2 separate regions of the Homo sapiens genome follow, and region 1 is linked to region 2. A link is a contact called in ENCODE Hi-C or POLR2A ChIA-PET data. All regions are on one chromosome and are shown on one strand. The core of a region is the stretch at or near the end of the contact, and the rest is flanking DNA. Distances in the headings are between cores, read along the strand shown.

Region 1 (4,135 bases), core at 718-3,217, 640 kb after region 2:
GGGTGCATATCCTGTAATCAATCCCGGTATTGAGCAAACAGGCACAAATGACACCCAGCAAGAAAAATGACTTGCTCAAGACACCACAGCAAGTTCATGGTTTTCTGAACTGAATTCCAAGTTTCATAACTTCTAATTAATCCTCCTTTTTTTCCCCCAGTACAGCTAATATGCTTTTTGTGAATAATAACATATAATAGGTGTAATCTGTCAGAACTATTTAATAGTTGATAGTATGTATCCTCAGTTTATTGAGGTTCAAGCTCTTCTGAGTATTATAATACTTTCTATTGGTATTTTCTCTCTTGAGCTATTCCCTACCTTGAATCTTTCAGACTAGAGATTTCAGAAGATTACGTAGTGTCTGTGACTTCAACTACACATGGATAGTCCACAGGACTCTGGACTTTCACGGTTCCATGTCAGTTGGACAGGTGTTACTCTAAGGCCCTGCAAAAATATAAAGTAGTTTGAGAATCACTCTCCTGTTAATCTTCAGTAAAATTCTGAGCTATTTATATGTGAGATTGAGAGGCAGCTTGGTAGGATGGAAAGAGTTTAGACTTTGTAGTTCTACTGCCCCAGGTTTGTATCCCAGCTTTATTTCCTAACAGTGTAGCCTTGGGCAAATTGCTTAACCTCTCCGAGGCTCAGTTTCTTCAAATAAAAAAATGGAATAAGCCTTCCCTTGCAGAGTTGTTAATATTATATGAACGTTATATATGTGAAGTGCCCAACTCCTTGCAAATACCTAATATACACCAGCTTCCTTCCCAGGCTTTTGCTGGTCAGATCTGGTTTCCACTTAACTTTGGCTGTTGGAAGATAAGATAATTTATTATGAAGATAATTGTCTGGTAATTGTCATGAGAATTCAGTTGATGATAATTGAATGATTTGTTTACCTTTCTGTCTAAAGAGTTGCAACTCATGGGGGTCGTGTGTGTGTGTGTGTGTGTGTGTGTGTGTGTGTGTGTGTGTGTTACTTACAATGTTTTTGCCATCTCTTCCTGTATGACAGTATTTGATTAGTCAGGTCTTAAAATGCTAAACACTTTATCCTTTTCTTTTAATTTCAATTTTAGATTTTGGGGGTACATATGCAGGTTCGTTACAAGATTGTATTGTGTGATGCTGAAGTTTGGGCTTCTATCGATCCCATCATCCACACTGTGAACATAATACCTGACAGGAAGTGTCTCAGCCCTTTCTCCCCCTCCTTCCTTCCTTCCTTTTGGATTCCCAAGTGTCTGTTATTCCCATCTTTACATCCATGTGTACCCAAGTTTTCGCTATAAAGAAAAAAAAAACCCTGAATACCTATTGCATGCCTCACTGTAGAGGCTACAGGATTCACAAAACAAGGCCCCATACCCTGGGCATTGATAAAAGGAAGGAAAAATGTAGCTTTCAAAAAAATGAAAATTGACTTTGTTGAAGGGTATTGTAATAGAATCATAAAACTGAGTGAGGAAGGAATGTATTCTAACTACACAATTAGGGAATACTTTGTGGAGGAGGTGGGTTCTGGATTTTGAAGACGGAGTATGATCTTTGACAGATGGTGTTCGGTGGGAATGAGGAAAAAGAAAGGTGAGCTTCAGCCAGGGATTGGAGGTGGAAAAAATGAACACATGGGTGGCGATGATTCAGGCAGAGGGGCAGGAATGTGAAGGAACTAAGACATAAAAGTAGAAAGACAGTTTAGGCCTGGTTTATGAGGGGGTCTTTGAATGGCAAACTCACCTTTGGTGGTCCACGGGAAGGTTTGTTAGAACTGCAGGAGTGTGCCCAAACCTATATGTCAAGCCACTAACTGCCAGCCATCAGTTTGAAAACCGAAGCAATTAAGATCGCTGTCCATCTTACCTGAAAGGGAAGCTTTGCACTCTAACTTGAAGTAGCCTAGAAATTTCAGAAGGTTACATAGTGTCTGTGACTTCAGCTACACATGGATAATCCACAAGACTCTGGACTTATTTTCACTGTTGTGTAATAGGGTTAGTTTTGTTTTTAGCAGATTCTCCCAAGGAAGTGTGGTAATCACATTTCTCAAACCATTACATTAACTGCTGTTAGCAATAAATTATTGCTTATGTGCTAAAAGTCAAAAAAAGCTTTTCCCCTTTGGAACTTCTTTACTATACTCCCTGATATGTTTTGCTGTCCTAGAAACTGGTGTTTGTGTGTGTGTGTTTGTGTGTGTATGTGTGTGTGTGTGTGTTCAATTGAGTCAAGAACAGAGGAGAGGAGACTCAGGCTGAAAATGTCAAGTTATTTTGAGTCAAATATTTGTACATTTACTTTGGAAGTTATCACTAAAAAACAAAAAGTGTGTGTCTCTTTGTGTCTGTATCTGTGTGAATCTGTGTGCACTCATTGGTATAAAAGGAGGAATACTCTTCTCAAAAGTACACACCAATGTTCTTGTCCAAAAGCCTACTTTCATATATGTGAATGTGAATTCCTACATTCTGTGTGTTTGCTTCTCCTCACTATAGCCCATTTCTAACATATCCCAACTTAATTTCCTAAATCTGTCCTATCTACATACCACAAAGTGCTTAACTGAGAAATTAACTTCTGTGTTACAGATAAATGGAAGTTAGATTAAAAGGATAATACATTTTCATTTTTAGTGTTCTTAAATAATCCTTTTTATTGTAAATAAATATAACGTTAACTCCGATAAGTCCAGACTACTTCACTGAGTTCACCACCGAAATGTTTTCACAAAATCAGCATCGTTATACCTTGGCTTTTATAAGAAGTTAGTATACGAAACTTGTATAGGAAAATGTCTCTGTATTATCTATGAAACTGTTAATAAATATGTTTTCCATCATGTCCATGTCATCGTTTACATATACGAGATGATTTCCTCTTAGAATTCATTCTAAACTTCTTTAACAGAAATTATCTTTTTTTGATTCATATTCTCCCTTTTGTCCTGGTTACCAGACAGCACAAGTGACCATCATGTTTAGATTTCTGATACAGTTCTCTCTTCCATTCCTCTCTGTAGCCTCTGATTTTTTTTTCAGACTTCAGTTGGAAAAATCCTAATGAATGTAACTTTTAGTTACAGGTTGAATTCTTTTGAATGTGTATATTTAAAATAAGTAATGCACATAGTTAAAAAGAAACATGTTTTTAAAACAGTGGTTCTCAATTATAGCTAAATATTTAGAATTATCTGGATGGTTTTAAAACTCTGATACCCAGGCAGCATCCTAGATCACTCAAATCAGAATATCTGGGTTTGGTCACGGACATCAGTATTTTTTTTTTAAAGCTGCCCAATGTCATTCCAATGTTAAGATTCATTGTTTTAGATATTCTTTATTATGATGTTCATCATTTTTACAGAAACACATTTCCAAAAGGATAAATTTCAAAATCACCTGTAAACCCATAATTTATTATAAGTCACTCTTAACACCTAAAAATAGCTAACCTGCTAACCTTTTTCTTTTGCTTTTTCCTTCTTCTTTTAAACTAAAATTACAATAATATATGTGCATATATAGTGAATGTATTCATTTATATATTAGACACAATTTACATATTTATGCTTATATATATATGGCATACATGTACACGTTACAATATGTGTATTTGTTTTATTCCAAATCTGTTTTATTCTCAGAGACATTTTCCCATATCTTCCCAGATATATTTTCTGAGAACCTGGTTTTTAATGCTTGTATAACATTAATACTTGTAGTTAGACCATTTTTTTTACTCATTCTTCTATTCTTACATATTAATGTTGCAGACAACATCCTTAAACAACTTTTGTGTGACTAATCCAATTTTTTTCCTTGGGAATAAATTATGATCTATTGATTTATTTCTATGTGGGCTGAATTTTGTCCATAAGAATGAAAATGGTAGCCCCCTAAGATGCTGTTTGCTCCCTGATATCTCATTTTTCTCTAGAATACGAAGGAATGGCTGTTTTCTGCTCTTCCTAAAGATTCAGGATGTAATAATATACTGTCACAGGTTTCAGAAGCATGGGACCTTGGCACCGAAAGGGTCTCTACTAGCTAAGTTGTCTTGGAAATGAGTGGGTCCACTTCCTCTTCTGATACAGGAAGAACAGGGAGGTCATTAAATGATGACGGGGCTC
Region 2 (4,545 bases), core at 1,808-4,307:
CAGCAGTAAACAGTCCATTTGTTGATAGTTAACACAGAGAAAATAGTACTCATTGGGATGTGTTTTTATACTTGTAAGGTCGATCTGGATTTGTTTGTTTGTTTTGATATGTAAGGACCAAGAAAGAAAAGGTTTGCTAATCTACGAGTATTTCTGGTGTAGAATGCAAATGCTCTCTTATTCCTTCAACTGGCTTTATACTAAAAAGAGATCACTGGGCTCAGAAAGGTCCTATTTTTCAGATAATACAGCAGTTCCTTACTGACTTGCCTCAGGAGTAAACTCCTTTTCCAATTTTTAAAAGGATAGTACCAGGATGCCACTGTGCTCATAGTTGGGCTTTTTTGTACATGTTAATTTTTTTTTTTTTAAATATAGTGACAGAATGCATACCACTGAGGTGGTAAATGGAAAAAATAAGTGCAGTGGAGTATACTGTCTGTTTCTTGGGGCCTTTTCTATTAATCACAGGAGGAAGCATCAGACATGACCAGATGAGAGAGCCAGATGACCCAAGTTCATGCCAGATCAAAATCAGAATGGCAAAATTGGGAGGAGTTGATGCTGTTGAATTGAGAAAGCATAAGGTTCTCAGAGTGATAGAGCTGGAAGGATCATAAAGGTCATCTAGTCTAATGGTTCTCAAACTCGAAGGAACATTAGGGTCATCCTGGAGAGTTTACTGGGCCCCGTCTCAGAGGTTCTGATGCTGTAAATCAGGCGGGACCCCTGAATTTTCATTTCTAAGAAGCTCACAGGTGCTACTAATGTTGAAGAGAACCTATGATCTAGTTCAACTTCTGGGATTTCTTGCTTTCTTTCTTTTGTAAAAAAAATAAATAAATAAATTTAAAAAAGAGTTTTTGAAGATGGGGAAATGAGGCCTGGAAATAGAAAAGATTTGCCTAGAGTCACACACACTGTCAGGTCAGGTAGAGTCAAAATCAGGCACCCCGACTCACAGACTGCTTCACATTGCCATCAGAGATTGTCCTGCAACAATATTATGTTTAGTTCTACTGCAGAATGATAACTGGATCTTACCCCCTTTGCCTGATCTGGCCACAAACTTGTTTTTCAGGTCTTTCCATTAGGCTCTCTTCAGCTAATTAAAAAAAAAAAAATCAGTTAACCCACATTTATTGACCAGTGCTGTGTGTTCACAACTGTATTTAGACTAGTGGTATAGCAGTGCAGTAGTCTGAAAACATTTTCTCATCTGTAAACAAAGACAGTCATACCTCCTAGGACTGCAAGAAGTCACTGAACATATACCTGGCCCTTAGTGTACACATTACTAAAGAGAATAAGATGTGGTCTGCACCCTCTCATGCACCAGTGGCTTCTTGAGCAGTATGATAGAGAGAGACAGCTGAGATTTAGTGGAAAAACACAAGGCTTAGAATTGGGAGAGCTGGGTTCAAGCCCCAGCTTTGCCACTAAATGGCTGTGTAGTCTTGAACAAGTCACCTGCCCTCTCTGAGCTATAATTTGAAATAGACTTAGCTTAAGCAACAGGAAAGCAGTAATGAGCTAGAGGAAGGATAGAAATTGGGAAGAAGTATAAATCTGCTTAGGAGATGGCAAGTTTGGGGCTGAGGTGGAATTGATCTGAGGGAGAGACCTGGTAGAAAGAGCTAGGCAGTATGAGGCTGAGTGTCTGAAGGGGTAGCAGGCCTGGGGGTGGTCCAGTGATGGTTGAATGGGTGGGCCAGCCCAGCGAGGGGATCGCCTGCAATCCAGTAGAGATGCCCTCATTTTCATGGCAGGGTCCCCCTGTGCCAGTAGACAGACCCAGGCCTGGGAAGGAGGGCTGGTTGAAGTGAGATGGATACCAGTCTTGGAGCATGGTTGGAGAATCTGTCCAGGGTGATGGCATCTGTTTTGGATTGGGGCCTTGAGGCACATTTTCAGTTCTGCTCCCTGGACCAGCATAGGAGGGTGGCAGACAGTACAGTGATTTGAATACAGGATTGATCCTGCCACCTTGATTTCTGCCTTTATTTAGCGGCAAAGACACTAGATCAGAAAAGTACTGGATGTGATTGCTGTAGTCTTTCATGATTGATTTAGGAGCTGGGAGAGGCCTGGCTAGGAGTTGGAGGATCCCTGGGAAGATGAAGATTAGGTCTTACGTGAGCCTCAGCCCTCTCCTCTGTAAAATGGGAGTAATGATGGTAATTATGCTGATGTTACCTATTCTGACTGGAGTAAGGATTAAAGTACTTGTCTGGAGGAAGGCACTTCATGGTTAAAACATGAAAAGAGAAGTGCACAGTGTTTTTATTACAGGGAAACACCAAAGAGCTGGAAAGGAATGAGGGCTGGAGAGATGGAGCTGCCCTGAGGACTCTGGGAGGTCATCCTGGGGGCAGAACTTTGACAGTTGCTGCCCGAGGTGGGACAGGGATGCTGGGAAGATGTGACGATGTGCATAAGTGTGTCATGTTCAAGATGGTTCTAAGCCCTGGCCAATTCCATACATGCTCTTTTCCTTTCTCATCCATAGAGGTTTTGGCAAAGGCATACTTGGGAGTGTTGATATAGCTGACACTGCAGCACCCTCAGTTTACAGGTGTGAGAAGAGTGAGGCTCCCACAGTCTCACTTGGACAGGTAGTCAGGGCTCTGATGGAGCTCCTGGAGTTTCTAGGTTCTCTGTCACTTGATAGTCAGTGCTGGGAGGGACCTCAGGGAATCAGCCAATTTCACAGATGGGGAGAGTGAGGCAGGTTGGGAATTCTGGCCCCAGTGGAGGGCACCACATGCCCACAGGGAAATGTCTTTCCCAGCCCCCTCCTCATGCTTCTCCTCTTTTCTGTCTGGAAGTCCTAGTTCTCCTCCTCACGCTGAGACCCAGGTAGGGTGATTGTCCATGTTTCTTCATTTATCTGTTTTTTTTCTGTTGCCCAGGGACTACTCTAAGCACCATGCTGGTTGCTGACTGTTCGCTTTTGCAAGATCTTGGAATCTCTGTTTGTTCACATCACAACTCAAGAGGATACGTTCTCATTCTCCCAATGTTTGTCTTCTGCCCATTGCATCAAATTGCTCTTCCTTGTTTGGAATTAAACTTCTAGCAATCATTTACCTTTATGGTTCTCTTAACTTCAGGTCACACTGTTGTTTAGTCAATGTGAGAATCTTTCAGATGTTCTGCACTTTGCAAAAGGATATTCACAGCCAATGTGTGCGGCAGTGAAGGACACTTGTTGATTCCTTATTTATTGTCTGCTGTTCCAGGGACCGGGGACTAGAGGTGAATAAAGCCTTGTTTGGGCTGTCTAGGATGTTGTGATCGACACAGGAAACAGACATGAAAGCCAAATTGGCGCAGTGGGTGAAGTATTGTAATACTGGTCTCTGTTTATGATATATGGAAGAAGTTTCCTAGTAGCAGGGTGGGTGAGAGAGTCCATCATCATTGCAGATTGGTGCCTCTGTGGACATGCAGGTATATTAGGCCAGAGGTGGGGAGTGGGAGAGAGAGGGAGAGAGAGAGCACGACAAAGAGAGAGAGAGAGAGTGAGCAAGAGAGAGGGAGGGAGAGAGACAGAGAGAGAGAGAGAGAGAGAGAGAGAGTGAGCAAGAGAGAGGGAGGGAGAGAGACAGAGAGAGAGAGAGAGAGAGAGGTTTTGAGAGCATTGATATGGGGTCTACATATTCCCCCCGGCCCCCATTCCCTATTATCATAGAAGCATGCTGCCCTCCAAGGCTTTTGAATTTGCCACCGTGAAGAGCATGCATGGAATCTTCGGCTGTGGCCTTGCATTGCCCCCTGTCTTCGCAGCGGAGCTTCTTTATCTGACCCGTGCATGTGCCTCTGATGAGCAGCCCTTCATCACAGCTCTGCGGCCTCCTCCTAGGCCCCCGCCTTCAGCTCTCCAGTTCATTTCCCGCCTTGTTCCCATTGCCACCTGCGGGCTTGGAGGGCCACCTGACATTCTGTCCTTTGGGTCCCCTGTGACTCCAGAGCTCCTTCCCTTCTGGGGCGCCCACATCTGCGACACGCTTGTTTGCCCAGTGCATTTTCTACACTTAGAGTTCCTCTCGTGCTCTCATATTTCCATTTAAAGCCCTCTCGAGAGGTCTGTCTCCTGCCAGCAGCATTCCTTCTAGTTTACTAGAACTCCATTTCTCATCCTGCCAGGAATCCAGCCGTGGAGTGAGCTTCAGCAAGCCTCTCTGCAGTCTCTTGTCTGCTCCAAAACTGTGGCCTCTGGTTGTGAGAAATGGGCATCCTGAGTCAGTGAGAGCAGTAGTTAGCTTGCAGCAGCTTCCCCTCTCCCCCTGAGTGAGCCTTTCTTCCTCTTCCTCCTCTTTCATTCAGCCTCATCCTGCCTTGGGTCCATTTGACAGATAATGGCACCTTGAGGCCTTGTCTTTTGCATGGCATCTGTGCCTGACTGGTCAGAAATTACTTGTGAAGCAACATAGGGGGTTGTTGGTTGGGTCCACTTTTAGGATGAAGTCAGAAGGGATCGTGAGTGATGCTTGGCCAATAAGAATGTATTGATTTGATTTACTAATTAATTTCATTTCCAGA

The links. A loop is a pair of places that touch in the nucleus more often than their neighbours do. ChIA-PET counts read pairs that join two places held with the same protein, here RNA polymerase II (POLR2A).
Region 1: POLR2A ChIA-PET joins it to region 2 with 15 read pairs in activated CD4-positive, alpha-beta T cell. The contact joins the enhancer-like site here to the promoter of FLJ42393 in region 2. A Hi-C loop is called at or near these places in 1 of 168 maps with a recorded cell type or tissue (PC-9). POLR2A ChIA-PET finds 5 or more read pairs at or near these places in 1 of 52 experiments (activated CD4-positive, alpha-beta T cell).

What each region holds. Positions count from the first base shown.
Region 1 is chr3:188,818,089-188,822,223 of GRCh38, forward strand. The region is part of intron 9 of LPP (LIM domain containing preferred translocation partner in lipoma); the gene reads left to right. Among named protein-coding and RNA genes, the nearest start is that of TPRG1-AS1, 130 kb to the right of the region's middle. Within about 2 kb of position 1,968, at least 2 of the 41 ENCODE cell types and tissues checked have a DNase peak (open chromatin) inside an H3K27ac peak, as active enhancers do.
Region 2 is chr3:188,175,486-188,180,030 of GRCh38, forward strand. It overlaps FLJ42393 (a long non-coding RNA gene), which reads left to right and starts at 3,058. Exons shown (of 1, transcript NR_024413.1): 1 at 3,058-4,545. The region is part of intron 1 of LPP (LIM domain containing preferred translocation partner in lipoma); the gene reads left to right. RefSeq lists an enhancer at 3,822-4,434.